Linked DNA regions of Homo sapiens: all the other regions are linked to region 2. A link is a loop called in an ENCODE intact Hi-C map of the cell type or tissue named here. Cell type or tissue: endothelial cell of umbilical vein. All regions are shown on one strand.

Region 1 (8,000 bases), 1.6 Mb after region 2:
TATTAAAACTAGCATGTTTTATAAAGAGATATATGTTAATTACACAGAAAGCTGCCTTAGTCAGAATAGCAAATTCTATAGTGAATTTCAGAGTTTTTAAAATGTGTGCTCTCTATGCTGTAGAATATTTCTTGCTAATGGTTCATGCCATCTATATATCTAGTGATCTTTGAACCTTATGTTCATTATTATGGTTATAGCTGTACCCAAATGGCAGCATATTATTAAAATATGAGATAATGATTGAAGAAACTAAATATAATTATGCTTGTAAAGGAAAACAAACCTAGGAGTAAGTTTTTAGGAGGCAAAATAATACCTTTAAAATGTTATATTCAAAGTAAACATATTACGACAGATGAGAAATGCCAGATTTTCAGGCAAAGGGTGAGAAACTGAACTGAGTTTCAAAAGCCATCTCAAAAAAGTTGTTCACTTTTAAAAAAAAGTACATTTTCTAAAAAGTAGCAAGTTTCCCAGCATTTCTTTTTTAAAAATATGCATTTTCTGTTGTTCAAATGAATAAATATAAAATTATTTTCATTTTGGCACTTTCTAAAATCCTGATCCTACCAGTGGGTAAAATCATCACTAACTTTGCAGTATTGACTTTTAGCTCTGTAGTCCTACTTCCATGTCATGAAGGCCAGCAGCCGAAAAAAATAATGAAGACTTATCCCAGTCACCAGTTGAACAAATTCTGTTATCATATTAGTCCTGAACATTTAGCAGGGAAAATAATATCAAATATTCTCATATCAAGGTACAGAAGTATCAGTCTCATGGCAGACCCAGATTTGGAGGGCTAATGTTAAGCTAGATATCTTTCAGAGTAACCAAGAGTAGATCATTGATCTACTGAATCCTCTCTTTAGAATGAGATATATTTATTATTGGTTAGGACCAGGTAGACAATTTACATTTGTGGTATGTGGTTAATGTAACAATAAGTTAATAACACTATCAGGTGTCTGGAGCGTGTTTACTTTGGATACAACTATAAAGAATACATTTTTAGCATGGCAATTTTTTCCCAAATTTTCATCAAAAAATAAATGATTTATGAGAATGCTTTTTGAGATTACATGAACATTTAGATATTTGTATTGATAATTTTTTTACACTACTTCTCCTTTTAGGGCTCAGTTTTGAAAGCTCTCCTGAGAAAGGAGGAAAAAGCATTTATATGAGGAAGCAAGAAGACTGGAAATGAATTAAGTATTAGAGGAGTAGAGTGGCAGTGACTAAGGTCAGAAAAAAACTAAGTGAGCAAAGAGAACTGAACAAAATAGCAAAAGAAGAGAACAGTGGTGTATGAAATAGGAAATAAAGTGAGGACTATCTCAGAAAAGAAGAAAAATAAGACCCAGAAAAAAATATATATCTCTCAAGAAAATACCTACCTGACAATATAATTTCCATTAATCTCTATCCACATACCCTTCTTCATATCTGTCTAGTCATTCATAGGCAGACAAGGCTGAGCTATCACCTTAAGCCTAAGATATCACATCATCTTTTGTAGCTGAGATTCTGGAAGTAAATCCTGGAAAATTGGGAGGAGGTGAGAACATTAAGAGATTATAAGAAAATTTAAGCCATTTTTCTTCTGACTTAATTTTCATCTTCATAAGAATATCTTATCCAAATGAGCATAAAATATGAAAGAAGAGCCAAAAATTAACAAATAACAGGCCTCCATAAAGACAAGAGTGTGATGCTGTGGAGTTTTGTCATAACATAAAAATCTGTAGAAGGTTAGGATGTTTGTCACTTTTGGTTTATGTGATGCTTATTTTTTGTCAGCATGTATAATCCCAAGTAATTTATTATAATAGATTTTAGAAGGTAAAATAAATAATTTAACCTATCCCATTCTCATGTAGTTTCTAAGGATTCCCAACGTAAGTCAAATGTGTCTAAAAGAAACAATGTCCACCATGTAAGTTACTCACAGACAATAAAGGAAGTTGATTACCTAGGCTCCAAAACCATTAGCCATCCCTTGGTGTAATTTACCTGGATTACTAACCAATGTTTAATATATTTTTCCTACTTATTGTTGATTTTCAGCTTGTAGGCATGTAGGTTTTTATTTTAAATCACTGTCAAATTGTGAAACTTAACAAAAAATGGCAGTGGGTGATTTTTCTGTAATGCTCCTGCATTCACTTCTTTGAATGTTAGGTTAGTTTTTGGCTAATGGTTTTGGAGCCTAGGTAAGCAACTTCACTTATTGTCTGTAAGTTACATGGTGGATATTGTTTCTTTTAGACATATTTTACTTGTGTTGGAAATTGTTAATAACTACACGAGAATGTGATAGGTTTAATTAATTATTTTGCCTTCTAAAATATATTATAATTAGTTACTTGGGATTATATGTGCTGACAAAAAAAAAAAGTATCACACAAACCAAAAGTGATAAACATCCTAACCTTCTGGCAACAAACAACTATGGCATGCACAAAGGGCGGATGCTTTAAGTGGCAGAAAGGGGGACGGAAGTGGGTAATTATTTGTAGCAATGCTTTTACTGTTGTTCGAAATGAGACAGACTAACAGTGGCAGCAGTCATTTTGCTGAATCAAAGTCCATGTTAGTCACATTATACACTGCCACAAAAGGTTGTTAAGGCTGGTATTAGCATGTACCACTGAGGACATTGGAAGGACTCGATCTGTCACACTAAATCGCCTTCTTGCCCTCAACCATTGAAGTCTCCAGCTCCTCTGACATGTTCTTTCATTAATGGCCTGGCCTTGACAACTGATCCTAATTGCCTCTGAACTGCACTTCATGTATTATTGGTGTCTGCCTGCCCTGGTTCATGTCAACAAGCTACAGCATGTGCAGGGTGTGCCCAGTGCCTTTGCAGAAATGATGTTCACATCGTCATATTCCTCTGAGGGGATTGGGTCTCGCTGGAAGTAAAGTAGAAAGCTAAAGATCTTCCTGTCTCTTCTTTGTAATACCTTAATGTTGATTTGTGCTGTGTACCTACTAAGCTCATCTAAAGGACTCACTAAAACATTAAACCAATTATGCAACATTCCATTAAGGCACAGATGTAAATGCTGGCTTCAATTTGCCCTTGTTTTAGTAAGTGGTAAAATGTGTGTTCATTGCAAAACCTTTCCAACTTTAGTTAATATGGCTTACATTTCTTTTCAACTTTAGTGTGGTTTACTTTTATTTTGAGTATGCATAACAATTTCAATTTAATGTATGATAATGGCCAAAAGAGCCTACAATATAGTTTCCAGGTAGCAGTACGCATTAGACCAGAACTCCCAAAAGTAAATTATTGAAGGTTTGAATAGGGTATTTTAGTCTTAACATTTATCAGCAGATTTATATTTACTACATTTTCTAAAAGTAGCTAAAATAATCAATTTTAGTGCATTACATGTATTTAAAACCTTTATTTTGTTCTGACATTTCAGGAAACATTCATAAAGGACAAAACAGTTTAGATACATTTTAATTTATAAGATGAGTTATTTGCTTTCAGCAAAATAGTTTAGAATCTAAAACATAACATTAGAAATGTTCAAGATATTTACCTCTTTTTCTGAAAATGTCTCTGAGATTTAAAATTTGCCTCATTCCTATGACAATTTTTTACAATCACATCTCTGAACAATAATATGAGATTCTTTCAATCTTTTCATCCTTTTTTATTTATTGAAGGCAGTTTTCTGGTGAGCCTTTTAAGCATGCAAGTTCTACCCATGATCATAAAAAATAAATCACAGAAGCTCTTCGGTGCTAGGTATCATTTAGCCTAATCTAGACAGTGACATTTGGGCCACTAACAGCATAATCATGGTTATTGCTACAAATTGCTCCATGTTTGAGTTTTAATGTTATAAGTAAATTATGCCAGGGGATAAAATATATGTTTCTTTGGGAATTAAACATGTTTATTTCAGCAATGTGGCCATGGAATAGCACGGAAACCTTAAGCTTGTTTCATGTAGTAATACTGCCACCTTCTGAAGCCCAGAGGAATTGTCCTCAAGGTTAGCTGTTTTAAGAGCCATCTCATTTGTAGTGATCCAGCAGCCAGAAACTTCTAAGTCTAGAAACCATCTGGCTTTTATCATAGAAATGATAAGTTTGATTTTAATCTTCATTTAAAATAAGTAGAAATGAATACAGGTATCCAACAGTCGGTAAAAATACAAGTTCCTCTTTTCATTTTACCCCCAAAAGCCTTTTATTTTCTGGACTTTAGAACTATCTTTTTTTGGTGATGTGTAGTTTCCTGTTAAAAAGCTCAGCTGATGTAAAGCTAATTCTGATATGGAAGTTACACAGCAAGAGCAGTTGCCTGGCAGAAGTGGGGCAGTGGTGGCCACAGCTGGGATTGTGAGAAGGGGATGGCAAATGTTTTCCTATCATTCAATCAGACAGTATGCCCTTCAGCAGAACAACAAGCTCTCCTGATTCTTTAGAATTAGTGAGATTAGCATGAAGCACATAATGCAGGATGATGGGATTTGTCATAATTTGCATTGTCCTGGAAAAATGCGGGTTGATAGAGCGATGCATCTTGGAGCATGTCATGTCCCACGGGCAGGTCACAGAGGAAGCTTGGCAGAAATAATTTTGTGATATGTGCATCAGTTGCAAATGCTTCATAAGTAATTTGTCAAAATAAAATAAATAGGAAGCGGTTAGGAAGGTAGAGAAAGTAGGGTCATTGTAAACGTACCTCAAAAAAAATTAGATATGTCATCCTCAAATATCACATTTTTAGTGATTAAATGAAAATACATACAATGAATGACTAGACTTATTCTCCTTTTGGTTTTAAATTTCCAAAACCTTACTGGTAAGTCTTTCCTTTTTCCTAAAAGTAAAATCTTCCCTAAAAGTAAAATCTTACTGGTAAACCTTTCCTTTTTCCTAAAGGTAAAATCTTGGAAAATACGTGTGTGTTTCTGCAAAGTTTATTTATGAAAGCCCCTTATAGAAATTATGAAATATAGCTACATTAGGGAAGGTTTTCTGAGAATTTGCATCTGACCTTGATAATGTTCCCAAACTACAGATAGGAAAGGATAATCAGTATGTAGTTGACAAAATGAACATGACACTGTAACTTATCTGCAGCAGCATTTCTGGAAATGGGCATATAGAATTCAGACAGGCAAGGGGAGCATGCTTATTCAGCATAGCATTGCAAGAATGAAAGGTCCAGTGTCAGGTATTGTCCGTGGTTTATTTATGGAGTACCTGACAGTGATGCCACTGTCTTTGATATTTAGAAATTTCTTCTATCCAAGAACATTATAGCTAGTGTTTACAGGTTATGTTATTTATCATTTCAATATCTGCTTCTACTGCACAAAGACATTTTGCAATGTCTCCTTTATTTGTCTTTATACATTTCAAACAAAAGATTAATGCCGGCAGTTCAGTAACACTGATCTTTTATGACAGTTGAACATTTGTGGGTTGAGGGTCTAATAAGAAAAAAAAATTTAAGTAAGGAGTTTAAGGAAAATGAAAAAAATAATCACTTGTGAAAATCAGGCTTATAATAAAAATGTATCTTCTTACTACACTGTTCGTAGGAAGAATATTCATTTTCTCAGATGGTTATAATTGTAGAATTAGGTTTTATGAAAACTAAAATTACCCTGGGGCACAGCTCAACATGAATAAATCTTTCAACACTCAGATCTGGAAACATGATACACACGAAACTAATAATGCCCTACAATTACAAGTAGATCAAGAAGAACTGTGCGAAGTTTTTAAAAAACATTATTTATTGAGTTCTGTAACATGAAAGTAACTGCAAATAATGTTAGTTCAGACTATTTTAAATCATTTGTTGTTTGTAAAATAATAGCCCTCTGTATAAACCTCATATGTTTTTAAACTTGCCCTCCTGTCTGTAATCTTCAAAACTGACTGCTTTCAAACAAACTGTTTTACTAATCAGAGATAATAAGTGCTTTGTGGTGCCAGTTGTTAAAAACTAGATTTTTTGTGAACATTATTTTTCTAATATATCATCTCTTGACTCATAAAAAGATTTTTTTAAACAAAGCCTGTTTACTGAGTTGTAACATTTCAGCCCAATTTCAGCATTGTGGATATGCTGTACGATATTTATTTCATTAAGAGTTGGTATTGTAGACTTCAGTCTTGTGTCACATTTTAACAACTTTTTTCTATTGTCTTCTTTTTGCTGTATACTACTGCGTCAAAAAAAGAAAAGGCACCTGTTGCTTCTCCCATGAAATTCCTTTCCTCAGAGGAAAAGTGCTTACAGTGACAGATAATTTGCCTTGGTCAGAAGTTTTCTAGCATTTTCCCCTAAATAGCAAAGCCATAATACTCTTAGATAATCTTCAGGGGAGAACAAAAATACCTCTTAGTTCTCTTAGCAGAAAATTATGATAGATAATTTAAAAAAGAAAAACTTTTTCAAATAAGTATACATCTCACCAGTCCCCTCCCAAAAATTTTAATAAACTAAGGATTTAAATTTACCTTTTCAGACAAAGTTTTCTAAATTGAATAAACAAGATAATGTACTGGATAGATCAATATTTTTATTGTCTTTAGACTTTACAATTCTTTTACTCTAGATAATGTCCACTAACCTAGCAATGCTAGTTTAACTCTCAATGTCTTATGAACTATTTATTCAGTCATTTGTTCATTTAGTCACTATATGCTCCTACTGCTTATGTTGCCTATTCTGTGTCCTTTGAAGGATGCTGTGCAAGAGTTTATTTCCCATAGGGATGGAGAGTGAAGTGAGCAGAGAAGGCCCAATCAATGATTTAATCAAGAGGTATTCATTGGGCGAAGCACCTCATCCAGAGTTAATGGCATTGCCACTCTGCGAATGAGTCTCAGAAAATGAAGAGGTAGCTAAAGGAATTAGCTTATTAATGTGCTATCATCACATCTGGACTGGATCCAGTTCTTGGTGTTTGTCTGGAAAATTCACTGCTGCTACAGTATTGTAATACCTGGCAATTCTCATGTTAATGGAAGGGTTAGTAGTTTGTGTTTTTTAATCTACCTAGTCTGTGATGAAACTCAAATATTTATTTGACAATAAAGTGATGTTTTTTACCCAGGACAGGTGAATTCATGAAGCAAACTATATTTGTTTTCCATTCTGCTTTCACTAGCTTGTCTTTAATAAGTTCATTGCCTCAAAGATTATTAATAGCATTTGGATGATTTTTCCATTTTGCCCCAGCTTTAATAGCTGCCTCTATGAGCTCTTATTATCATTTCAGAGTTATTTCTTTAGGATTCTTTATAGTGAACAAGTGGTCTCAGGTAAAAAAAAAAAAAAAAACTCAAAGATAAAATGATAATTGAGTCAGTCCAGAATCTCATCAGGAAGAATGTGCCAGAGAAATCTAGTCTAGATATTTCTGGACATACAGGTAACTTCCTCAAGTAAACAAGAATGTTAGCTAAACAAATTTCCACTTAATTCGATACTATTTATTTGTAAATATAAAAGAAATAGATTAAGTAATTACTTAATTTTCATTGAAAATTTTAATTTGAAAAGTACTTCTTTAGAGAAAAATGGTGTGTTATTCCATTTTCACACTGCTCATAAAGACATACTCAAGACTGGGCAATTTACAAAAGAAAGAAACTAATTTACTTACAGTTACACATAACTGGGGAGGCCTCACAATCATGGCGGAAGGCAGGGAGGAGCAAGTCACATCTTATGTGGATGGCAGCAGGCAAAGAGAGAGAGCTTATGCAAAGGAACTCCTCTTTATAAAACCATCAGATCTCGTGAGACTTATTCCCTATCATGGGAATAGCATGAGAAAGACCCGCCCCCATGTTTCAATTACCTCCCACTAGGTCCCTCCCACGACACGTGGGAATTGTGGGAGCAACAATTCAAGATGAGATTTGGGTGGGGACACAGCCAAACCATATCAAATGACTACTGTAAGTTCTTTGAAAAGTTATTGGTACTGGAAAATAGG
Region 2 (8,000 bases):
CTGCCCTCAATACCTTCCCATTGGCTTAAATAAAACAGTTGAAAGATGAAAACGTGGGGTTCTGTGGAGATTTTTTTCCCTGACAAGAACAATCGCAAAATCCATTATCTCATAATCCGAGGCGCTGGGTGAGGAGGTGAAGAGAAAGGACGGGGTCACCCAGTAAATAACTGGGGGGAACGCAGGAAGGGGGGTGTCGCCCAGATGCTGCCTTTGTTTTCTTTCAGATGGGTTTGGTTGGTTGGTTTGTTTGGTGTTTGGGGAGCGGGGTAAACTCGCGTGAGAATTAGATGCCTACAAGTTTTGTGACCTAATTATTTAACTCCTTTGGAGAGACCCCTTTGAATATGTGTCTCGTCAAACATCAGATGTTGTTGGTAGTGAGGTCACACATGGGAAAAGGTGTGGAGGAATGGGTCCGTCTGGAGGGCGGATTTTCACTTTGTTGTGAGCAACTGTGCGCGGGAGGGTTGGCCGCCGGGTGGGGAGACCGTCCCTCTCCCCTCGCCCCCCGCCGCTGGCTGTTTTTGTCGTTGGAACTGGTTTGGATCTGGGGCTGGCCGTCCCCTTTCGCCCCCACCCCCACCTCGGCCGCCCGAGGCTTTTCTTCCCTCTCCTGCCTCTTCCGCGGCGGGGCTCGAGGTTCTCTAGGTGTTTCTATGACTACATTGTGTGTGTGGGAGGGTCAGACGTGGGGGTTGCCCGCGAGAGGGCCGTTCCTGGGCGATCATTTATCAATGTCACCCACATAATGATTCTCTCTGCAGCCTCCTATTGATGAGGATAATTACATTAGCTCAGAGTGACTGATCAATGAAAAACCATCACACAAAAACTTCTTTACTCCTCTATAATACCAAAAACCGATACAGAAATAACATAGAAAGCCTGATTTTCTTTCCCTTCCCTGTCCACCAATGGATTCTGCCCCCTCTGACTCCCCTCGCCCCCCACCCCACCCCAAAAAAGGACGGAGGAGTAAAGTAAGAAAATAGACCCAGGTTTGTTTCGTTTAAAGGAGGATGCAATTCTGTCCGTGAATGCATTTTCTCTAAATGTTGGCTTCATCCCTCCTTTGGTAGAGCATGTCAACGGATTTGCTAATGTGAGTTGCTTTCAGACTAGTCTGTGGTTTTTCTTTTTTATTTCTTTCCTCCCCTTTGGGCATTTTTTTTTTTTCTGCTTCAAAAAAGGAGATAATTCTTTCTACAAGTATCTGGTAAAAGAAATTCCTCTAGGTCCTCTTTTTAAAAAGCGTTTGCCTAAGTCGGGTTATCTTTTGTCTTTATCACTTCATAAAGTAGAGCAATTAAAGATGTGATGTTGCATGGGCGGAAAGGGTGGATCCATTATACGGCGACATAATACGCTATATTCTCGCCTGAAAGTTTGAAGCTAAATTACGATTTCGCTTTTTCTAGACTTAAAAATCAATATTTTCTCAATTAAAGCGAATTTTAATGCTTTACTTGCGAGTTGTTAAAGGCGCTGTAAATTGTATTGTAATGCTCTTGACTTCGGAGTAGATGCAGGAGACGGGTTGATTCTCGTGGTCTTTTTCCTCTCGAGGAACCTAGCCCAGGAACATCCCATGGTTTCATATCAAATTGAAGCAACAAAGGTAAGAAGGGTTGTAAGAGGGACGGGGCAAAAGGTGGGGAGCCCGCCAAGGAAGCCCACCAGCGCCAGAGGCCATTGTCTTGTATATTTTCACCTCCCTGTGTCCTGCCTCCTGAAAGTGACGGAGGGGTCCATTTTACTCTAATCTTTCTCAAAGGGGAGCACGTTCGACTCACATCTGCTCTTTAATGGTCAGAAAAGGAGCTGCATTTGGGGAGCATTCTAAACTCTTCCCAGGGTCCCCCTGTTCTCTTCCCTCTCCTTATTTAACCAAATGCTAACTCGGAACTGGCTCTTTCACCAATATGGCCATATTTTATGTGTTCTGGCTTCTATATCAGAAATCATTCCCCACCCTCAGGAGCATGCACTGTTTACAGACGTTTTCTCCTTCCACAAGTCCCACCTAGTAAAAGTTCCCGCAGAGAATTAACTGTGGTGTGTTAATAGCCCAGGTCTGCTACTGCTCTCTCCTGCAAAGTTGAAATCTGGTAACCAGGAATATGGCATTGAATTAATGCTGGGAGCTGTTCAAGGTCAGCAGAAGCCCAAAGACTTGAGAATTCTAAGGCCCAGAGACTTGATGGGAAGCAAGGTAGTGAAACTTTAAGAAAGTAAGGCAGAGAGGAGGAGAAGAAAATGAGGCCAGGAGGGAACATAATTAGAGAAGAATAGGACAAGGCAGAAAAATGAGCCTTTGGGACCTCTTTATAATTTAAGAAGAAATAATAATGAAGGGAAATTGAATATCTAAGGCTTGCTATTACATTTTTTGAGGCCAATATCCGTTTAAGAACAAATCCTCAGAGATGCCAGGAAGGGCCTGGGTTTCCAAATGGAACTACTCACAAAGTTCCTTTTGCAGTTCCTTCTTCTGTTAATTTGCTGGGAATGAGAAGACTAGGGAAAAGGCGATGTGTGTGGTGTACCAAGGGCTTAAGTAAGAGTATGATGGGAAGGGGCACCTAGATATAATGAGGCTGCTGTTTTAAGCTGAATAGAAAAGAGGAGAAGAAAGAAAAAGCCACACAACACCACAATACACTTTAAAATAATTCTCACCCACCTGCCTTCCTTTTTCTCTAACCACACACTATATTGAATAGTACACATAGGTGGGGGAAATTTCTAGTTCATCACCTTCTGTCTGTAGACCCACCAACGGAGCCCCCTTCCCTTAGATTCCTGACATGTAAGCCTAGACCATGGCCTTTTTATCAAGTGAGTGGGGCTTTGTTAATGTATTTGTACTTTTCTGCTTTCAGTCTAAGTTTCTCGCTTTGGAGGAGGGAGGAGATGCAAGAAAGGAGGGGGAGGGGGGCAGAACACAAAGACTTTATCTAGTTCTCACCAAGCAGGTTTCAAAATAGGAACTTAATGGGAAGAAAGACGAAAGAATTAAAAAAAATAAGAGGGGCGTGAGAATTGTTTATTACAAGTTTACTTGTCTGGAAGAGAGGTGATTCTGTGGATATTTTTCGCTTTGAGGATTCTGTTTGCCTCTTATTGAAACATTTTCAAATTTTAATCCTTTAGCAGACAAAACCTCAATATAAATATGACATGGGCCACTGACAAAAAAACGAACTTAAACTCAGTGCTTAGAAGGGAGGAGGTGTGGGGAGGAGAGAGCCCTTTCTGATTAATAACTAGCAGGGTAATGTTGAGGGCTTTTTCTGCCCGATTGCCTTTTTGAATTAGAGCCGATTTCTTCACACTTCAATAGTGCCTGTCTCCTTTAAAATGACTGGCAGATTTGTTTCTCTTTTTTTTTCTCTCCCTGAGACTTAATGATGTAAATTTTCTAATTAGTTAAATCATATTGCTTAAAGGCCTAATATTTACCATGTAAGAAATGATCATCCAGATTTGGACCACTTGAAATATTCTGAGAAATAACACTTGGCTTTTAGGTTGAGGGATGAAGAGGAGAAAGCTGTATTACGGGAAGCTGTTTAGAGAAGAGAAGGCATAAACCCGGTAACATGTTAAATTAATAGATGAAGTTGAGCTGGGCTCACACCCCAAGTCCGCTTTTATTTTTCAATCAGCGAAGATTTAATTGGCAGCCCTCAGGCTGGGCGATCTGATATTTTCTCATTAGTTTCCCATCACTAATCTTGAGTGTTAGATTGGCTCAAAGGTTGTCAACATTTGACCAATTTTATTTAAGGAAAAAAAAAAATCATGCATTATGGCTCCTGGACGTGAGATCTGCAAATAAATCCTGCTTGGATCAGCGGAACCAACAGGCGAAAAAAATGTTGACTATTCATCGTCGCATTTAATAAGTTGCATTAATGTATATTTCAAGGCGAGAGAGAGAGAGATTATACATGTGGTGCGTAGATGCCGATGAAAAGAAAGAGGTGGATGGGGAACGGGATGCACTATAAGCGGGATGGGTAGGTAAAGTGAGACGTAGAAGCATTTCGAACCGAGGGTAAATAACCCAAGTGGAATAGCTGTTGAGGATTTAGGAACTACAATCCCCCCTCCCTTTCCTTTTGCAGCTGCGTGAAACTGCCAAGCCTGTCTTGCAAGCACAGAGTGGCTCTGCTGTCTAGTCCAGAGCTAACATCAGAGCGCCCCCTGCTGGCAATTAGAGCAGAACGCTGCGGGTCAGCCCCCTGCGAAGCGAATCTTGTTTTTCTGCGCACCCCACCTTTCACTGACTCCTTCCACCGCCCCCACGTCCATTCTCCAGCAAAACCCCGCGGCAGGGGAATACCTTGTCAAGGACTGAACATTTAAATGAATAAATGATAATAATAATAATAATAAAATGCGAAGGAACCCCCCCACCTTCGCTTGGCCTCTGGGGAATAAACTATCAAAAGCCTTGGCAGAGGACACCTTTCCTTTTTCTACATCTCTGTATTCTCTGCGTTTTCGCTACAGTTTGTTTTTCCTGCAGAACTGCAGATTCCGAGTCCAAGGAAATGTTTTTAATAGATGCTGTAGACGTTTTAAAAATGGATATCTGATGGGGAAAGAGGCCAATACAAAGCAATATTTTGCATCCTCACAAAATTAAACTCCCAGGAAACTCGCACTGTTTAGAAAAGTCTTGAGGGATAGCTTTCGGAATTCAGACGGTTCCTTGTCCAGAATGACCCTTTCCTGCAACGCAAAGCAATACCAGACCCTGTCCGAATCTTTTTTTTTAAGCAGAAAAAGTGTTTAAAAGTTGTCACCATAGCTACACACACACACACACACACACACACACACACACACACACACACGTCTTTTCCATGGGTGTGTCTATTCTTTTTGGGGTCGTACTTCTCAATTTTGCTGGAAACGGAAAAGGTAGCTGAAGTGCACCAAAATAACCGATGTCTTTGACATTTGATCTTACTATAGTGTTTCACGTCCAATGCAAGGTGTGAGACTGCTACTATTTGAGAGAATTTTGGTTCTTTTTCAACGGTTCGGTGCATAGAGGCATTTTCTTGGTTTCCCAGTTAATCTGCCGCGGGATTTATGAGCACCATGTAACGCGAGGGCGCACAGGTAACGAGAGCCGGAACAATCTCAGGCTGGCAGCCGCACCGCCTGCACCGCCAACCTCCACTCTTGGGAAAGGCGCTGGCAATGCAGCCCTGACTCGGATAAGTCTTCCAACCGCAACCAGACCCCCACATAACGAGTGTCAATCTACACCGCGGAACGACTTTTGTTTCTGAGGGAGTTTTTGGTTTTGCTTTCCAAAGTACCGGATTTTGGGATTTTGTTAAAACAGTGCTCAGAAATGAGGCGCGGGGGAAGGAACACGGGCAGGGAGGACAGCAAGGGAAAGGTGTGTCTCTGGACTTTAATTTCTTGCCAGAGTAGCAGGACTTTCTGGTTTAAAAATCCATTCTCCTCTTTCGCTTCTTCCCAGAAGCCCTGTGTCACCCCTTCTCCAACCCCCATTCCCATCTTTGGAGACACTCAGGGAGGGGACAGGGACCCCGGTGACTCCCTAGAACCAGCGCTCCTAGGGCAAGGCAGAGGTGGGAGACAACCCGGTCTTCAGGCCAGTGAAGTGATGCCTCAGTCTGATTGTGTTTGAAGATTTGCTGGGGCTATTGTGTGACAATTGAGGTAAAGTTAAATATTGATACTCCAAGCTGTTATCATTTTGGGGGGTCTGTTTTGAGGAAGTCCATTGGGTTCAAACTGATTTTAAATATAAATCCTGCTCTGGGGAAGCAGAATCTACTGCCTGCAACGGGGGTTGACTGTTTGAAAGGTCCTCGTTAAGCTCAGAAGTGGAAGGGAAGTTATCTGCAGACCATATGAGTCTATTCAAATATATATGTATATACGTATGTGGGTATATATACAAAATATCTATATATAGCTATCTACATATCTGTACAAAGAAAACAAAATAATAAAGACAAGAAAGGGGGTGTCCCTCATAGCAGTTGAATCCAAATAAAAATATTTCTCTCACATATAAAGGAAATATGATCATCTCATTGTATTGTCTCTGTTTGACTTAATGAAATTTGGAGACATTGACAGTCTGGTCAATGTTCTAAGTAAATTAATGTGAAGGTCCTTAGGAAGAGACGGAAAACACCCCTTGCCATTAATCTTAAACCACTTGAAGATTATGAGTAAAAGAATGGGATCACTAAGCATTACCATCTCAAGTAGCTGTTAACTGCCCCCATCCCTTTATTGTGGCAACAAAATAAACTCTTCACTAAGAATGATGTTTCTTCCTTTTTTGTCTTTGTTTTTGTTTTGCTTTAAGGGCAAAGAAGGGAAAACAGAAGCAAAGAAAACTGTTTCAAAAGTCTTGGAATTGCTACTGTTAAAAGGCTGCGGTTCATTTCTGATTTCCTCATCTTTTGCTACAAAGGAAAAAGAAATCCAATGATGTGTCTACCTTTGGTGAGAAGAAAACACGAGCAACAGCAGTGTAGGTGTGTTTGTTTGTTTTTCTTTTTTCCTGGAAAAATATTTTTAATATTCACCAATTAGCGAGTTGAAAGCTGTGGAGATGTAAAAGATGTTCTCTTGTCCACATCTATTTGTTGAGTTTCGTCAATGGAGTTTTGTAGGCATTTGTACCAGATAGAAATGGAGAGAAAGAGAATTAAACACTTGCCAAGGAACAATATATACACTTTCAGGTAACTCCACCTAATCCTGTATTTGAGTGCTGATAGGGAGGAGGAGGGGGTGCTATTTTCCCCTCACAAACCCCCCAAAGCCGTATTAGACAGAAAGAGGGGGTGAGAACTCTATGACTGAGCATTCTGACAAAAATGGAAGCAGCACCTCTCTGCTCCTAGACCCCTAAGGAAAGACGCCCCCAAAATGTGCAAAAGCCGTTATGTTTCCTTTAGAGTCCTGAGTTGGGTGGACCTTTCAGAGACATACACAGTCATTAATATTTTAAAAAACAAAATGCAGAAACGGAGGGCAGTGGCTAACAGAAAAGAAAAACATGCTAAAATTTATTCCTGAAACACCGCAAATTTCCAGATGCCACAAAAAATCAATGCAAACGCACCCCCTCCTAACTGAGCAGACAGACCCGGTGAGGGTTCCAGTTGAAACTGGAATTGGAGATCTGAACTCCGCTAGAGCAATGGGAGACGTTACCCCGAGGCTTCCGGAGTGGAGGTAGGGGACGTCTCCCTCCTTCCAGCCCGCGGTTCCCACCTGTTCCCTCCGCCCGGGGCTGGGGCGCGGGAGAGAGCAGGAGCTGGAGCGATTCCGCCTACAGTCTCCAAGGCGTACCTGGCGCTACTGCTGCTCTTACCAAACCAAGAAGGAAACCCAGATAGGCCCCTAGAGGCCAAAGACCCCGCCAAAGGGACCGAAGCTCCCGGTCCGAGGCATACGCAACGGCCTGCCCTGTTCCCAGGCCAGGCTCCCACGCCCGGATGGACAAAAGGCTCACAGGCCACACTGGTCCCGGAGCCGCTGTGAAACGCAATGGAGGGGGACAGTCTCCTCGCCGCGCTCTGGTGCGTGTGTGCGCGCGCGCGTGTGTGAAACACGTGCACTCGGTGCGGGCCTCCGGCCGCAGACGTCACCTGAGGAAGTTCACCCCCGGGGTTCCCAGGCCCTGAACCCGCCATCCCCTCCATGTCGCCTCAGCCGCCCCCACCTGCTACCCAAATCCCGGGACACGCCCGGACAGGTGTGCAGCCTCTAACTGGAAAGCTCCCGGGAAAAGAGCCACGCCAGGAAAGGAGGCGGCTGGAGGAGGGGGTAGGGATAGAGAAGAGAGATGGTACTTCCAGAGCTCAGACGTCCCTATCTTCCGAGAAATTGTCATCACACTCAATCTTTACACCCTGATCTACGGTATCCAAAAAGCAGACATTGATTCGCGGAAAAATCGAGTTCTCGAAAATACAGGGATT
Region 3 (8,000 bases), 1.1 Mb after region 2:
TCAATAAGTTTCTGTTCTTAAGGTTTTTAAAAATTAGATGCTAGGATTCTACAAATGTCATAGCAGTATTTCATATGGAACATAGACACATACTTAAATTTTGTATTAACAATTTATGTAAACTTTGGCAATCAAGACTTTGAATTTGATCAGAAGTATAACCTTCAGGAAAACTATCACTATGAGCTATAATTGCTTAAATTGTGTTAACCACAGCATGTAGTTAGGTAAGCTGTTGGTTTATAAATAACCAGAAGATAAAAAAATAATGGCAAAAAGTAAATCCTGTGTCAAGTAAGGTCATTCTGTCCTTTACATTTAGCTAAAATTAGCTCAAGTTCCCTTCTCTGTGTTTTTTGGAAGGTCCATGACCTCCAATATTTCCAAGAATTTCCCAAGCTGAGGGCCCTGTGGCTTCAAGTTACTTTGAACTTGAAATTCTTTGTCTCACACTTGGGTCTCACATTGCAGTTTAAAAATAATAATAGTATTAATGAAATACAGTGTTACAAGGCATTGTATGAACAGTAGACTTTTACATCAAACCAAATTTTCATTCTTTTTAGAACAGCTTTGTAGGCACACTGGTGTTGTCAGACATAACGTTCTGTTAAGCCAGTGAGCCTTGACTATACTGAGTAGGGATGGTCTACAGAAAAGTGTAGCCAGTTTCTGTAATAAATCCTGGAAAAGTATATCAAGTCAATTCATAAAGCATGTCACCAACATAAAACCAAGAGCAAGTTTCCCCATGTCTTTCTTCTGTTGCAGACTGTCCAAATTGCAGAAAAAGGGACATCTGATAGAATTCAGAGGGAGAGTAATTAACTGAAGAACAGCATGCAGTTTTGAAGTAAATTGTGTCTGGTTCAAATCATAGTAGAGAACAGAGCTTTTTGTTCTTTCCTTCTGTGAACTTCAAGCTCAATGGTGTAAAAACTGTTCAAAAATGAAGTAGCTCAGTTGATGAATTAAGCTAAGAGATAAGTATGATCTTAAAATGATATACTACCTCAAGAAAGTCATTTTATCTTTCCCATTAGTAATGACAGTAAACAAAGAGCATTCCAACATTTCTTATTTGTAATAGTGTCTGTTTATTTTATTTTATCAAACGTAGGGCTTTTCTCCATTAGTCTTACTTAGCTTTCTTTGAGTTAAAAGTATAGCCCTATAAAAACGGATGAAATCATCTGCTCATTGACTTTCTACTCAGCAAACATTTTTTTATTTTCTTCAACTACAACTCTCATAATTTTCCTAGTCACCATTCTTCTCATCTATTTTTACATTCCTTAGTTAGCATGTCAGCCCAAAATGCCTCAACCCATCAGTTAAATTAGTTCTGTTTCTACAACAGCTCACAAAAGGGTTTACTGGTGAAACTCTTCCTCTAATCTAGCTTTTCTTGCTGCATGTACTATTCCTTTATTGACCTTAGTTTGGAGAGCTTTAAAATAATACGTATCAGCAAGGGTTGTATGCTTTCTAATCATATGTTTTCTCCTGCTAATCATTCAGTTACCTGATTAGAAACAGATGCAACCTATTTGAAATGTGAACTTCAGTGAACTGCTAGTAATGGTTGCATATTTTTTAGATACTCTATGTATACGTTATGAAATGCCCTAGAAGGTTTTCAATAATAAGCATTTGGATTATATTTTATAGCTGCAATGTTTTTCCTGCCAAATGAGCCATTCCAACCAAAACAAACTGACAAACAAAACAAAAAATAAGCAACAGCAACAAAGATTCAACCAGTATTGAAAGCCACAACACTTATAAGTAATCTGCAAACAAGAGTACTAGAACTGCAGTAATACAAATTTTAAAACAGACAAAGCCTCTGCTCTCGGTTTATGATATATTGAAAGAAGTAAACACATCAACCACTATTTATAACTTGAAGCAGAATATGATAATCACTTTCATTAAAGTACTTACAAAGTGTCATGTAAAAAAAGAAGAGAAAAAAATACTTTTGTCTAGGGAGAATCAGAGAGGGCTTGATGGGAAGTGTAGCGTTTGTGTTGGATCTTGAAGAAGGAGTAGGATTCCAATGGGCAGAGATGGAGAGAAATTCTAGGTTCCAGCCACAAGAGCATCAGCATCTACCTCTAAAAAATCCTCACGGTCCCTGCCAATTTGATCACCCCTAATTTTACCGACAAGAGGTTAAATTACTGATTTGAAAGAGGTTGATATTTTGTTGAAGTGATCCATATCAATCGCACAGTACAAATCAAAGGAACTTGAACTGAGCCATATTACAAACTACTTTTGTACAACTCCCAATATAAATATACTCAAATATTTGTTTAATCAGACTGCCAACGAACTAAAATTTTCTTAAAAGAAAAAAAAAATGTCCAGTGACCCTCTTCAAATCAGAACTGAATCTATGTGGGGTTTTTCTTTAACTTCTATAATTACAACAAAAAATCAAAGCAACCAGTATGTTCTCCAAATCAAATCTGAGCTAAACCAATATTGATTACATCTGGTTCATATCTGCGGTTATCAATAAAACACCAATTACATGACCAAAATTTGGAAACCAAATGCTAAATCTTACTAAACTGAGGTTTTTGCAACACCGATTTGACAATTTGGAGAGTTTTTAATTTAGAAAAATTCTCATCAAGGGCAAAACAAAGTACAAAGAGTTCCTGAGCTTAAATTCCTGATTCAATCTTTAAACTGTATTTTCCTTTGTTGCCAAATGATTCATTCGGACATTGCAAAGTAAATATGAAAACATCTGGGGGGATATTTTTGCTGGGGGTTACTTACTAATAAGAACAACCAGGTACCTCAAAATGTGCGGCTTCTTAATGAATAAATGCTTGTCAAGTGACTGCTGAGTTCATCTTAACACATGCTCTTTATACACACTGGCTCTCTCAGTACCATGAGAAGCAGAGAGGCAGGGATCTGATGACTAAATAGACCTTTTTATTCATTGCTTTGATCTACCACCAATTCTATTTAGTCATCTCTGCTCTGAAAACCAAATTCCTTTATAACTCTGAGGGCACATGATGGCTTGTTTTGGCACTAACTCTGCACAGCTAAAACTCTGGGCTACAGAAGCCAAAAGATTTAAGAGCCTCTCACCTCACAAACTTGAGTTTCAGGTCAGGGCAGTGACAACCTGTCAGAATCTCGTTTGTGGCACCCAAGCAAGCCAAGCGCATGGACAGCGGAAATGGCTAGAAAAATCCTCAGACCCTGTTCCTCTTGGCCATTAATTCCATTGATTATTTTGGTGTTTAAATACTGAGACAGGCCCTGGTGCCAGCCCAAATACAACTAGTCAACTTACATTTCCGTTGGCCTTTTAGAACATGCAGATGTACCAAAATCCTAAAACACAGCTGAGTTAAAAATTAAAAAAAAAAAAAAGAAGAAGAAGAAGAAAAAGAAGAAAGAAAAAAGAAAGCAGCAAGGGGGAAAAGTGTTCCAAACAAACGAAATGTTGATCTGCCTTTTATTAATTTCATTTTTTATCTTCTTGTGTACAGATTTTTGACAGCTGTGACATTCATGGGCAATGCATTTGAAAAAGAAGACATAAATATTCAGAGACATATTAGAATGCTGTTCAATGTAAGCACCTGTCTACTTAGTGTTGACAGAAAATCATTTACTTTGCTTTATGCATGTTCCCTCCAGAGACCACAGAGGTCCTATTTTATTTAAAGAGCTGGTCCTAACATCAGTGCTTGCTCTTGAAACTGCAGTATATGCAGCTAATTATATTTATTGAGGAAACAATTTTGTTTTATATTTTCAATAATACTTAAACAATTTTGTCAATCTTGACCTCAGAAATGATTTTCCCCAAGGATTCAGTTAACCAAAGACTTCATACAAGGCCTGAAACCAGTGTCCTTACACTACACTGTTGCCATTATCACCTAGGGAAGTTTTTGAAGCACAACTTTCAGAGAGAAGTGTGCGAGGTAAGACTGCAAGATCTCTGTGGGTCTAAGGAAAACATCACAGTCAATAAAATCCATGCTAGCATCCACATATATGCATTTATTATGTATTATAGTGATATAATCTGAGAAATTCATATTGCATAAAACAATACATCATTAAAAGCTACATGAATCATGAATTGTAAATTAAATGTATCAAATTTGGTGAAGTTTTTATTTCTTTTCTACTTGGTAAACCTTCGTTTCTTTTCCACCCTTGCCAAATCAGAAAGGTAATCTCAGGTCTTGAGTGAAAGGTGACCGCACATGGAGAAAAGGAAAGGAAAAGAGGGAGGGAGGGAGGGAGGGAAGGAAGGAAAGAAGGAAGGAAGGGAGGAAGGGAGGGAGGGAGAAGGAGAGGGAGAAAGGAAAGCAGAAAGGAAGAAAAAGAGGGAGCGAGGGAGGGAGAAAAGGAGGGAGGAAGAGAGGGAAGCCAACCTTTATAGGGACACTGAGATTACTGTGAGGTGACCTCGTTAGGTGATTTCTATATGGCCCCACGAAGCCGTCTAACTTGTTCCCAAGTGATTAAAATAGGCATGGCTAAGTTAAATAATTATTCCCCCAGAATAATTTCCTTTCTTTACTTGGTAAAACGCCTATCTTGAAAAAGTATGGTTTGCCATGGGTTGACGCCTGACTACTGAGAAAAATCCTTTAGCTGAATCTCAGGTCAGAATTAGAAATGTACCGTGTCATCAGAAATATAATGAAACACAAACGGGAGTGAACAAAGCCTAATTTTTTGACTACGACATTTCTCTCCATTTTAGTTTTACCTGACATGAGCGTATAGTGATGTTAGCTCCCCTGATGTGGCACGGGTGGATGAGGCTTGGGGGAAAGGCAAGCAGAGACCTGGGAGCTCACGACTTCCAAAACCTTACAATGCTGCCACCTACAGGCCGAAACTTCTAAAGCGGATTCCATCAATACTGTGTTTTCCTTCCCTTAACAATGAAAAAACACACAAGATTGTGGTAGAAGACCAAAGCCCCAAACCCAGAGTCCTGTAAAGAGTTAAGTCACCAGGTGATGTGAAAGAACAGGCCCTTTAGCTTAGCTAGTTCAGTGCCGTTACATAATTTAATTAGGATCATCACACGGCAACCGAAGCTGTCTAGAGGAATTATGAACCACAAGTTCAGATCACATGTGAATCCCTTTGCTCAATTAAAGCTAAGCAATTTTTAAGGTTTTTTTTCCCTCTTTGCAGTATATGCAAAGAGCAGTGAAGCGTGGCCTGCATATTTTTCACATTAAAATTATTACATAAAGCCTGTAGCATTTGAAATACTTATGGAAATCAAAACGTTACACTCTGACCTTGGGCATTTAAACTTCGTCATTTTTAAAGCTATTGTTGCCATGCTCTCCTTTGTTCTAAGAAAATTACTGTGGTTAGTTATAATAGCTGAATGAATAATTACTGGGGGAAGAAAAGAAATATGTAATAGTGTCGAAATGATTCTTGAGCCTACATTCTCCTAAACAGAGTTTTAATTCTGTTTTGAAGTCCCAGCATTGTGACTAAAGGCATTATCCTACTTCTCTCTTCTCTACTGTAACGGCCAGAAAAAGTGATCGCTTTCTTTCTCACTAGACTATTCAGTCTACTTACCTTTATGTCAGAAGAAACTCTGCTAAGAACTGGATGATGGAAAGAATTTCTGGAAGAGTCTGATTCTAGGTTGATCTATTTTTTACGCTGTAAGTACATGTAGCACCAAGCATATTAGGCAAATGTTCATTGTCAAGTTTTTTCTACACTTTTAAACTTCCCTTGGGCTTTTAGCTTTTTTTCTTATTAATTATATCAGAAAACAAGAAAAACGGCAATATTTTCTATTTTTAACTCTGTTTTTAAACTTATATAATCGGATACAGAATAATAATTTCAGTATTTTAAAATTATAGCATGGGATCATATTTGTTAATCATATGTATTAAAATTACATTTTCAAATCAAGCTACCAGAAATTTTTCAAACTAGTGGAAGCTTAGAGTTAATTTTTAAATGTTTAGTTGGAGGAATAAGTATTACCCTTAATAAAAGAGCATCCTAATAAAAATTGCAGTACAAAGATGCAAATAAATAAATGTCAGTGCTAGAAAATACATTACATTTAGTTGAGGATCTCTACAACTTGGAGTAGACTGATTGATTGATTATAAAATCCCCGGTATTTCCATATGTATTAAGACAATTGAAATTAGAATGGACAATGGAACTTCCAATAAATACTGTGGGAAATTCTTCACTAACTTATAGATGAAAGATAACAGGCAAAACTCATTTTACAGTATTATAGTCTACTTATTATTTGCAACAGAAAAAAAAATTCTGAATTTTAAGGGCACACACAAACATTATATTGGAGTCACATGTTACTTATTAGTTTCTTAGATGAGAGTTACACACAATGCAAAAATGATGCAATCTTTACTTTTTTAAAAATTTGAAAAAGTTAAATCTTCCTACTTTTGCAACCAGATATTTGCAGGATTAACAACTCCTTTAAACAATAGTTGGATTTAACCATAATCAGAATATAAATACAATAAGACATTCCTAAGGGGAATGCAATTTTTTTTAATTTCCATATTTGCTACAATAAATGTTATGCCTAGAAATTTTATAGCTAACAGAAACACAGAAAATACTATACCCAGAGCTAGAAAACTGTTCCAGTACAAAGCAAGTCTGATATATTACCTTCCAAATACACAGCATATCCCTGGTAAAGTTGTAAATTATGGTTGCAAATGAGGCCACAAACAAAATTTTGCTCAAGGCATGAATCATAAATTCAAACAATAATCATCTCCTACATGAGGCACAACTACTTTGTTTACTTCTTAGACACTGTTTCCTAAACATGAAGATGAAACTAGGTCAAGGAAATTTAGCATCTTTTTCTCATGAAGCATGCTATGATATTGGGTGGCACTGCCTTATTTAAAATCGCACAAACCTTTTAAATATTAAAAATCTATTTTAGAGTACTGAGTCCTTAAGCATTTTTACATTTTACCTCATGATGAGACGATATCATTAGAACTATAGCCATTAAATGAGGAAAAATAAATTATTTACATTAGTTACCACTGGAATTCTACTGTTTTTTATATCGAAAATAAAAGGATATTTAGCTAATGTTAAATGGTACTTTTAATCTATTCAGTTGATCTGATGGTTTGCTGTTGCTTGCACATATCTGGGGAGTCAAATGTTTTTCTCTTTCATATTTTTAGAATTTCTAAAAGCCTAATTCTACTAAGACTTTTTTAAGCGCTAAGCTTAAGAAGAATGGCCTTTAATTAAATCATTCAAATCATAGAAAGAATCATGATGTTAAATCACTGAAATGCAAGTTCTGAGAATTACCTCAGAAGAACATACAATTGTAAAATATTGTTTGGAATAAAAATTTGAACAATAACTTAGCAATTTTTATTTGTGGACAATAAGAATGAATAGCAGTATGTTCACTCATCTGTAAGGTCCTTTGGTGTCAAAAACATTCTGTTCTTTCAGCAATTAATATCAATAATAATAACAATCATGATGGTCACGTTGATTAAATGCTTACAATATACTAGGAACTGTGCTATGTATTTTATATGGATTAACGCATTTAATTTCACAATAACTCTTTAAAGCAGAGATCATATTTATATCAGTCTTACAGACTATGAAACTGAGGCTTGGAAAGAAAAGTGCCTTCTCAATGGTCACTCTGAGCCAGGCCCTGAGCAATCAGAGGTGGGCTGAAGGGCTATTTACTGAAGAAACCAATAATCTATTCATTAAAACTTTCTATCAGTATATAAACCAAGGGGGACAAATAAAATTTGATTTGTTACAAGCCTATTCAATTGAAATTAAACAATGTATGGGTACGCGTATGGAACTAATAAACTGGCACAGTGATCTACAAATGCAATCATTCAAAAAGTGTTTATTGATACTTAAGTACCACTCTCTGCTAGATGGTGTGAATTCAGTGC
Region 4 (8,000 bases), 1.4 Mb after region 2:
GTGCTTTTCTCAAAAGTGACACATTTTAATTAAATTCTTGATTCAAGATAATAGCATGAGGAACTTGTCTGTCATCCATAGTTACAGTCTCCTTTCTTGACTTATCATAGTAGCTAATAAAGCAATTCCAATTTTAGTATGCTTATAATTGTTCCTTGGAATAACAGAACAGTAAAAAGAACAACAGAACATTGCTGATGATGCCAGCTTAGTATCATAAGTTTTTCCATTTATGGAAAGCAAAGGTAGCTTCAGAGATATATTTGCAATCCCAGTTCAGTTTTTAATTTTTCTTTTTCTTTTTGGATAAGTTGGGAAGTCTTGTTCTATAATATAATGTTATAAAATAGGTTCATGTAAAGCTACCAACCTTAATAGGATCTTTTAATGTTCATACAGTTAACATCTCTTCTTTAAAATAATCTCTTATTGGTGGGATTAGTATTCAATGGGGAATTCCTCACTAATTTTTGGATATTATTATAAAAAGCATGTCTCCAAATAGAGATAATGGGCTAAGGATATGAACAGGCATTTCACAGAGAAGTACATTCAAATGACCAAAAAAAAAAAAAAAAAAAGAATGTGTAACTTCACTAACTCAAAAATGCAGCTACACTTTGACAGAAATAAGAAATAATAATGGTTTTGAAGAAACAGATACCCTTATGTACTGCTAGCAGCCCTGTAAATTGGTTCAATATTTCTGGACGGTAATTTGGCAAAACTCATCAAACACAAAAAAATACACTCCTGTAATAAGCAATTCCACTTTGGGGAATTTATAACTAAGGAAATAATTTAAAATATACTTGAAAATTTAGAAATCATTGGCAATGTAAATTATGACATATCTATACAGTGGGATGCTGTATAGCATTAAAAATGAACTTGCAGAAATACATCTGTATATATTTTTAAGAGAAGGAAACAGATTAGGGAATGCTCTGTATGGTATAATAACATTTTTCTACAATGCATTTGTGTAAGTACATGCATAGAAAAATTATCTGTAGGATATATTTTAAGTCTGTGGGCAGAATTAAGAGTATAATTTTTGCACATTTAATTTTTCGGTGTTTTTCTCTAATGAGGATATATTGCTTTTGAAGCTTCCTTGTTGAAGATTTGGCATCTACTTAAAAATGCACTGAATGGTATTGGGGGAAAGGAAATCTTTCCTATTGATTATCAAATCAACAGGATGTCAGCCATTCCCCAGGTCCTTTTTGAAGGTTCATGAGGAGCCTGTTTTTCTTTCAGGGTTGGTTCTTGAAAGCTTGTATGTGAGAGATTTTATTATTTTATTTTATTTTACTTAATTTTTTTGCTGTGACAAATGTCTGTTGTTTTCTAAACAAGAAAGCCAGTGTCCCAGTTAGGTGCATTGAGTTATTTTCATTCACTTGCAGTCCTGTTGTATTAATACTGAATAAGCAGAGACAGCCTGACTGGTGGTGAAAGATGGTAATCCAGCCTCAGGGCTTTTTCTGGTCAATCCTAAACCTCTGATTGCCACGTTTTCCTAATTTCCCATTTCCAGGGCATCACTAGAATGACCTTGCTTGCTGAATATGATGCTCTGAATCTCCAAGATTTTCACATGCATTTGAAAGTGGGCAGCCAGGCGATTGTTTACAGGACTCCAAATGAACTGTGCACTCACAGCAAGTTTGATAAACACACATTTCCTCCTTTTATCAGTGAGATTGCAAAATGTGAAGTATGAGTTTCCAGTTTTACTGATTCCCCTCAACCCTTTTCCTGTTTAAAAACTTAGACATACTAATTGGATGCTGATCTGTCCCTGTTTTTCATTCTGCTTGCTGGTAGTTGACGGCTTAGTTTAGTACTTACCTAGGCAAGATTTGGCAAACCTTCAAAAATGAACTTTCCATGTATTCAACTTAAAGGAGATTCATCCCAAGGAATGTAATGTGAACACTAATTAACATTAATGACTGCTAATCACTTTGCTTTTTATACTCCTTTAGGAGCACTGCTATTATCCAATGTAGTTAAGTAAAATGCTTGTATATGAATCAACAATGTTGCATCCTTTTAGCAGCTATTGCTCACAATCAAGCTTTGCATAAATTAAAGTTGACTAAAATTGATTTTAATATGCTGCTCTTCTTCAATAGTAAACTAAAATATCTAGTTAAATATCCTGCATATTAAAAATACATTGCCTGATTTTTTTTGTAGTCATCCTGTGGTAGATGAAAAGCAATATTGCAAATACATTTTCTCACAGTTCATGACACTTTCTCTTAGATTTCTTCAAAATTGAACACAACTCTTCATAGTCCTATCAGCACTTTGATTCTGTTGTAAGCATTAATTTTGTTAGATCAATGAAAAGCAATCAGCCTATGTTTAATTTTTCTGAATTTGTTCATTTACTTCCTAGAGGATCTTACAGATTCTTTAGATGATATAGTCTATTTATATAAAGTTGGTTCATAGGATTGTACATTCAACATTCATTAAAAAAGGTTGTTTATTATGTTTAGTGAATTACAGGACCATTATAAAAGCTTTCTGTTTATTTACATGCATTCAATGTACCTGTGACTAGAACTGCCTTGCCTTAGGAGGAAACTAAGCAAAACCCATAAATTAATAATTTAAGGGAGCAATACTCAAGTAGCATTTCAGTTAAAAAGTAAAGCCTCAGAGTCAGTACTAGCCACTTTAGCATTGCTTTACTTTTTGACTTTTATTGGCTGAAAATAACTTGTTAAACTGGAGCTTTTGTAATAAAATGAAATCTACATACCATCTAAAGCCCCTTCCCCTCCTTTTGATTTATGAGTAGGTTGACATATTACTGGAGAATTTGTAACACTTTCACAGTTCTGCACTTTGATTTCAGAGAAGGTGCTAATCTCTCTGGAATTTTGAGAGTGACAAAATGAGTTGTATACTGTTTTTCCAGGGAATTTGGGTTCCTTTATTAGAGGCCTTAGTTTTATTATGGTACCTGTATTAATGTGGATTTATCCAATATGTGATATGGTGGTATGATTAGATATACATTAATGGAGGATTTTTTTTTCATTGTACATATTCTACTTGGTTTGATCATATTATAATTCTCACAGCTAATGTCCATGTTTCTACAGAGGTTCAGCAATTCAGGATATTATTTTCAAATTACCAAAATGAGATAATTTAACTCCCTTTTACTTTTGCATTATTTTTAGTGGAAAAAAATTAAATGGTAGTATTATAAGAAGCTTTATGCTGTGTATGCTAGTCTTATTGTATATATGTACTGAAAGTACCTTTGACACTGTACTTAATTGGATTTAATTTCAAAGAATTGTAACAGGAATTATGTGAGAGAATAGAAAATATATGGAACTTAATTAAGTGCTGTCCATATGTAAAGGTAAGATTCATGACTATTGTTTGATGTAACTTATTTATTTTACATCCTGATACTGTTGTATAATAGCACAAAATGCATGTCTATGAGGAAAAACTTGCTTTTTCTATTTTACTTTGAGTTTTTATGTGTAATAAAATTATGCTTAAAATAGGCGAGGATTTCAGTTTTGATTCTTCTTCTTTTGTTTTTTTTTTGTTTTTTTTTGTAGCATGTTTACTTTCACGTGAGAGTGATTGATCTGTAGCTGTCATTTTATCCAAGAAGGGACAAATGGAATTGGTCTTTTAGACAAAAGTATGCAAACAGACTGCATTCTTTCTGTTGATAGAATTATGGAAGAATTGCATGAGGTGCCACATTCAGTTGCCTATTGATTGTAAAGAGGATTCTGCAGTGGGGTGCTGTTTCCAATGGATAAGGAGGTGCTATGATTACTTACCTTTCTCATGAAAGCACTACAAAGGGAAATGCAAAATGTGTGCAGTGCAGTCTTCTCTATTTGACAGTTGTTTTTGTTAAGTTTTTTCCCCCATTGAAGTCCAGCCTGTTTTAGAAAAACATACATTTTAGTTCTTTCCCCTTTATATCAGGCTTAGTAGATTTCCATGCATTTGACCCTTTAGAGAAATTACATGTTATAGACAGTTTTCTTTTTCTCAGCCTCTATTGTAAAGCTTCAAAGCTGATGCAACAGTGCCCTCTATAGTCTTTTAGTGAACATTAGACAGATGTAGATGATTTCAAATGTTCAGGTAAGAAACAGGACATTTAAATTTAATTTTTGTTCAAACAAGAGACCCCTTTTTCCTAAGTAGACATTCTTGTTTTTCACTAGTGGCTTTACTTTAAACAAAGAGAACAAAAGACCATTCTGAGTTTTCATTTAGAATTATTGGCTGCTTCTTCTTTTTATCCCTTGGTAAATCTCAAGTTTTATCAGACGTTCATCAGAGTAATTTGAGAAAGATGGAATCTTACAGGCTGTACTGTCTGTTCATGAAATATCTTTTTGAAGTTGAACTCTGATAGGAGTATTTTTTAAAAATAATTTAGTTCCTTTGTACTTGTTTTTTCTATTTAATTAGAATCTGAGTGGGCTGCCTAAAATTTGACTTCTATTTATTCCTGAATTGTGAAACCCAGTCGTTATACATGACATTATTTAAATTCAAACCAAGGGAGTTACACAATGACTAAAGTGTTTGTCATTCATTAGCATTGATTTAAATTTTAGATTTCCTTTTTCTCTTTTTGGTTACCTTTTTGATTGTATATATTGATAGCTAAGTTTTTCATTGTAAAATGCAACTAGATGTGAAGTTATGGATAATAAAAGCAGGAATCATATTTAGATATGATTAGAAGAGAAAAATGTTATGGATTAAGTTTATTTTGCTTCTGAAAGTGTTTTAATAAAAAGATCACGGGCCCAAGTCCTGGTTTCTTCATGTATTCACTATGTAATATTGAACACGTCTTAACCCCTGCAGCTGCTTTCTCTTCTATAAAATGGGAGTAAAAACACCTTATCCTTTGATGTTTTTGTGAGGTATTAGAGATAATATATTTAAGTTGGCCAGGTCATTAGAGATGCTCAAATGGTAACTTTATTTCCAAAACCACAGTGGGAAAGTAAATGGCTTTTATCTGAGGAAGTTTTTAATATAGAATCTAGAACACATTTAATGCACTTTGGATTTTAAAAGTCCTATCTGGCAATTTCTGGATTTATGTGAATCTGAAAGTTGGGATAGCATTTCTTGGTAATGTGAACTAACATAATGAGATGTGCATTCAGTCTCAACTCCCTACACACCTCATTCCCAAACTTTTAAAATAAGCTGTCTTTGGAATCTTTATTTTAGTAGAAATTTACCCACAAACCAGTATTTAGCAATGTGTGAAAACTGATGATAAAACTCAAAAAAACAAAACAAAACAGGAGTTTAAAATTTTTCCCCTTTAGTGTATCTGAAAATACTTAGGATACTTTTTCAATTATCTGGGTTCTTAGTAATAATAGTCTAGAGCCCTTATTTGTGTTTTCTAGCTATACAGCTTTTGTTTTCTCCACCAGCTACGAAGAAGACTGGTGTGTAAAATAGATGAAAATGGAGCTTTTTTGGTTGAAATGGAGATGGGGACCTAGAGTCCCTCTCTTTCAAAGCAACAGAGTTTAAAAGCCACTTGGTCCTTACAGTTTATGTACGTGTGTGTACATACACTCCTTTTGTGTAAGGGCTTTGTCTTACTTTGGTTTGAATTCATAGTGCCTAATTCTGTACCTGGCACATAAAAGATGTTCAGTTAATGTGTGCTGAATACAGAATTCTTTGAACACCAGGCCTTCCCTTACTGATTTCAAACACCTCATGCATAAAAGTGCAACTTTATGAAGCCATCTAATAGTAAAGTAATTGTTTCTCTGTGAACCAATTAAAACAAACATACTTCTGGCATAATTCATCAATTTAATTTTTTTAAAGTAAAACATTGTTTTAATTACAAATAATTATAGGAAATGAATAAGAAGTATTCGGAATGTGTCTTCAGTATAATTAAAAGCTGTTATATACCACAATGATTGGTTTAGATTCAGACACTTCAAATGACCTGATGATAAAAAATAATCTTACACAATGAACTTTGGAATTGAATGTTCTCAATATTCAGTAAATTGTTGTTTTTCTTGTAAAGTTCTTATTTATGTTTTGTATTGCTTTTGAGTAATCTTGAATGTAATATTATAATAAACCACCTATTGTTTTTTGTATATCACTTGGGTTAAAACTGAGAACTGTGAAAGTATCTTTTTATCACTATAAAGAAGGAACCAATGTTTTAAGCTGATAAAATGAAAAGGTACAAATTCTCAATAACCAAATATGGTAGTTCCTCTTAAAATAATGACCAGTTACAGTAAGAAATATGTTTAAAATTACATTCTGGCTTACAAGACTGACAAGATGCTGTCTACCAAAGAAAAAAATTGAATAAGGTATTTTTTCTTTGCAATGAGAGTACCAAACTAAGAATCCACTTAATTAAAATAGTGATAAATGTAGATTACATTACCGAAGACAGTGAAATACAGCTGCTCTATCTACTGAGAGCCTGCATAATTTACCAAGACTGTACAAAGAAGCAAGGGAGCAGCCACTGCAGACTGTTCAGGAAGCATCCTGTTTATTCTACATACATTTCTTTTTTTAATTAAAATGTCAATGATAATTTTATTAGCAGTCCTCCAAAAAAAATTCTTCTTTAAATTTTTCCAAGGTGGTAGAATATGAGATGAGATCATTACTGCTGCTGAATGAAACAGATTAAACCTGAAAAAAATAGCAAGCTATTATATTTTATTAATTCTGTTTTCTTTATTATGAGTTGATATTGAAGTATGTGATGATGTATGTATATTTTTTCATGTGAGTCTTGCATGAAAGAAATGTGTGGCAAAATCCTTGAATAATATACATTAAAAAAAATCTTTTGGAACCACAAGCAAAATTTGGGAGGAGTCAGTAGTAGTACTGCTTACAAATAAAGGTGTAGGTATGTATGCTCTGGAATTCTTAAAGTGAGGCAGACACCTCCTAGGAGTATATTAGAATCAGCTCCATGCTATTTCCTCTTCATCTCCATCACTGAGTTGTGATTAGGGTTACTATGTGGCATGTGAGTGAGTGAGACCAAAAAAATGATTGCCTGGAGACCAAAAAAGTGGTTGAAAATCTGTTACACTGTATGTTTTTATCCTTTAATGATGATCAATGATATGTTCATAATTAAATAGAGTTTAGAAAACCAATATTGTGTTTACCAAGAAATGTTGGTGGGTTTTTTGCCTTTGAGGGATAAGTGGGGACTCTAGGGTTTGACTCCGCTTTGTTCTAGGTTCCACTGCATGGTATGATCTTAGTTTAGTTAACTTCTCTATACCTTGGCTTTCATATTTGTAAAGTAAGACTAGTAGTAGTACGTACAACATAGGGTCATTATGAGCATTTAATGGGATAATCCATGTAGAATAGATCATATAGGAAGCATCAATAAATATTAACTATTACATACTTACTTGTCACTAGAAAAACACTTTCTCTTTCATTGGGGCCATAGAGCATTGCTCATATTTAACTAACTTCATAAGATAATTGTTATCTGTCATGGTTTCTCTGTTGATCTGGTTCTTAGAGAATTTAGCTGTGCTCTTCTGTCTCTTTAGGGGTATTGTGTGGTGGAAATTCTACTACTCCTTGTTTTGTCTTTAATTGTGTTTCTTTTTAGTACTTAATGTATCAGCTGCTTTGGCAGTGATGAATATGATCTCAAAGTTTGTGCATTTCAGTATGTCTGCTTTGGGCTTTGCTTTCGCTTGATACGAGGTAAGAATTAATTAAATATTTTCCAGGGCTTAATTTTTCTAAAGGGTCTTTTGAGTGACCACCTATTAAAAACTTCTTAACTAGGAAAGTTTTGTGGGCACAAAACGGACGTATCACCAAGAATTTAAAAAGTTTGTATGAGAAAACAAGGTCTCACTTTGTTGTCCAGGCTGGAGTGCAGTGCTACAAGCATAATTCACTGCAGCCTCAAAATTCTG

The links. Hi-C counts contacts between places; a loop is a spot of excess contacts. Peaks named below come from ENCODE experiments on the same cell type or tissue, not always from the same donor. Only the 100,000 strongest peaks of a DNase experiment are listed, where the experiment ranks them.
Region 1: it touches region 2 in a loop (7-fold over the local background); 3 of 110 quality-filtered maps call a loop at or near these places.
Region 3: it touches region 2 in a loop (5-fold over the local background); 6 of 110 quality-filtered maps call a loop at or near these places.
Region 4: it touches region 2 in a loop (11-fold over the local background); 10 of 110 quality-filtered maps call a loop at or near these places.

What each region holds. Positions count from the first base shown.
Region 1 is chr15:35,285,212-35,293,211 of GRCh38, reverse strand. It overlaps a transcript of DPH6 not described here. Among named protein-coding and RNA genes, the nearest start is that of MIR3942, 83 kb to the left of the region's middle. In endothelial cell of umbilical vein, a CTCF peak has its summit at 4,002 (motif pointing left); a DNase peak (open chromatin) is centred at 3,961; H3K27me3 peaks cover 1,825 bases.
Region 2 is chr15:36,880,042-36,888,041 of GRCh38, reverse strand. LOC145845 (a long non-coding RNA gene) reads left to right here and starts at 1,509. Exons shown (of 7, transcript NR_024264.1): 1 at 1,509-1,621; 2 at 5,510-5,712; 3 at 6,374-6,545. RefSeq lists enhancers at 5,997-6,567, 7,039-7,600. In endothelial cell of umbilical vein, a CTCF peak has its summit at 4,228 (motif pointing left); a DNase peak (open chromatin) is centred at 4,171; H3K27me3 peaks cover 7,075 bases.
Region 3 is chr15:35,748,688-35,756,687 of GRCh38, reverse strand. The region is part of intron 2 of DPH6-DT (DPH6 divergent transcript); the gene reads right to left. Among named protein-coding and RNA genes, the nearest start is that of MIR4510, 170 kb to the left of the region's middle. In endothelial cell of umbilical vein, a CTCF peak has its summit at 4,927 (motif pointing left); a DNase peak (open chromatin) is centred at 4,897.
Region 4 is chr15:35,515,822-35,523,821 of GRCh38, reverse strand. All of the region lies in intron 3 of DPH6 (diphthamine biosynthesis 6), which reads left to right. Among named protein-coding and RNA genes, the nearest start is that of DPH6, 26 kb to the left of the region's middle. In endothelial cell of umbilical vein, a CTCF peak has its summit at 4,109; DNase peaks (open chromatin) are centred at 1,641 and 4,051; H3K27ac peaks cover 287 bases.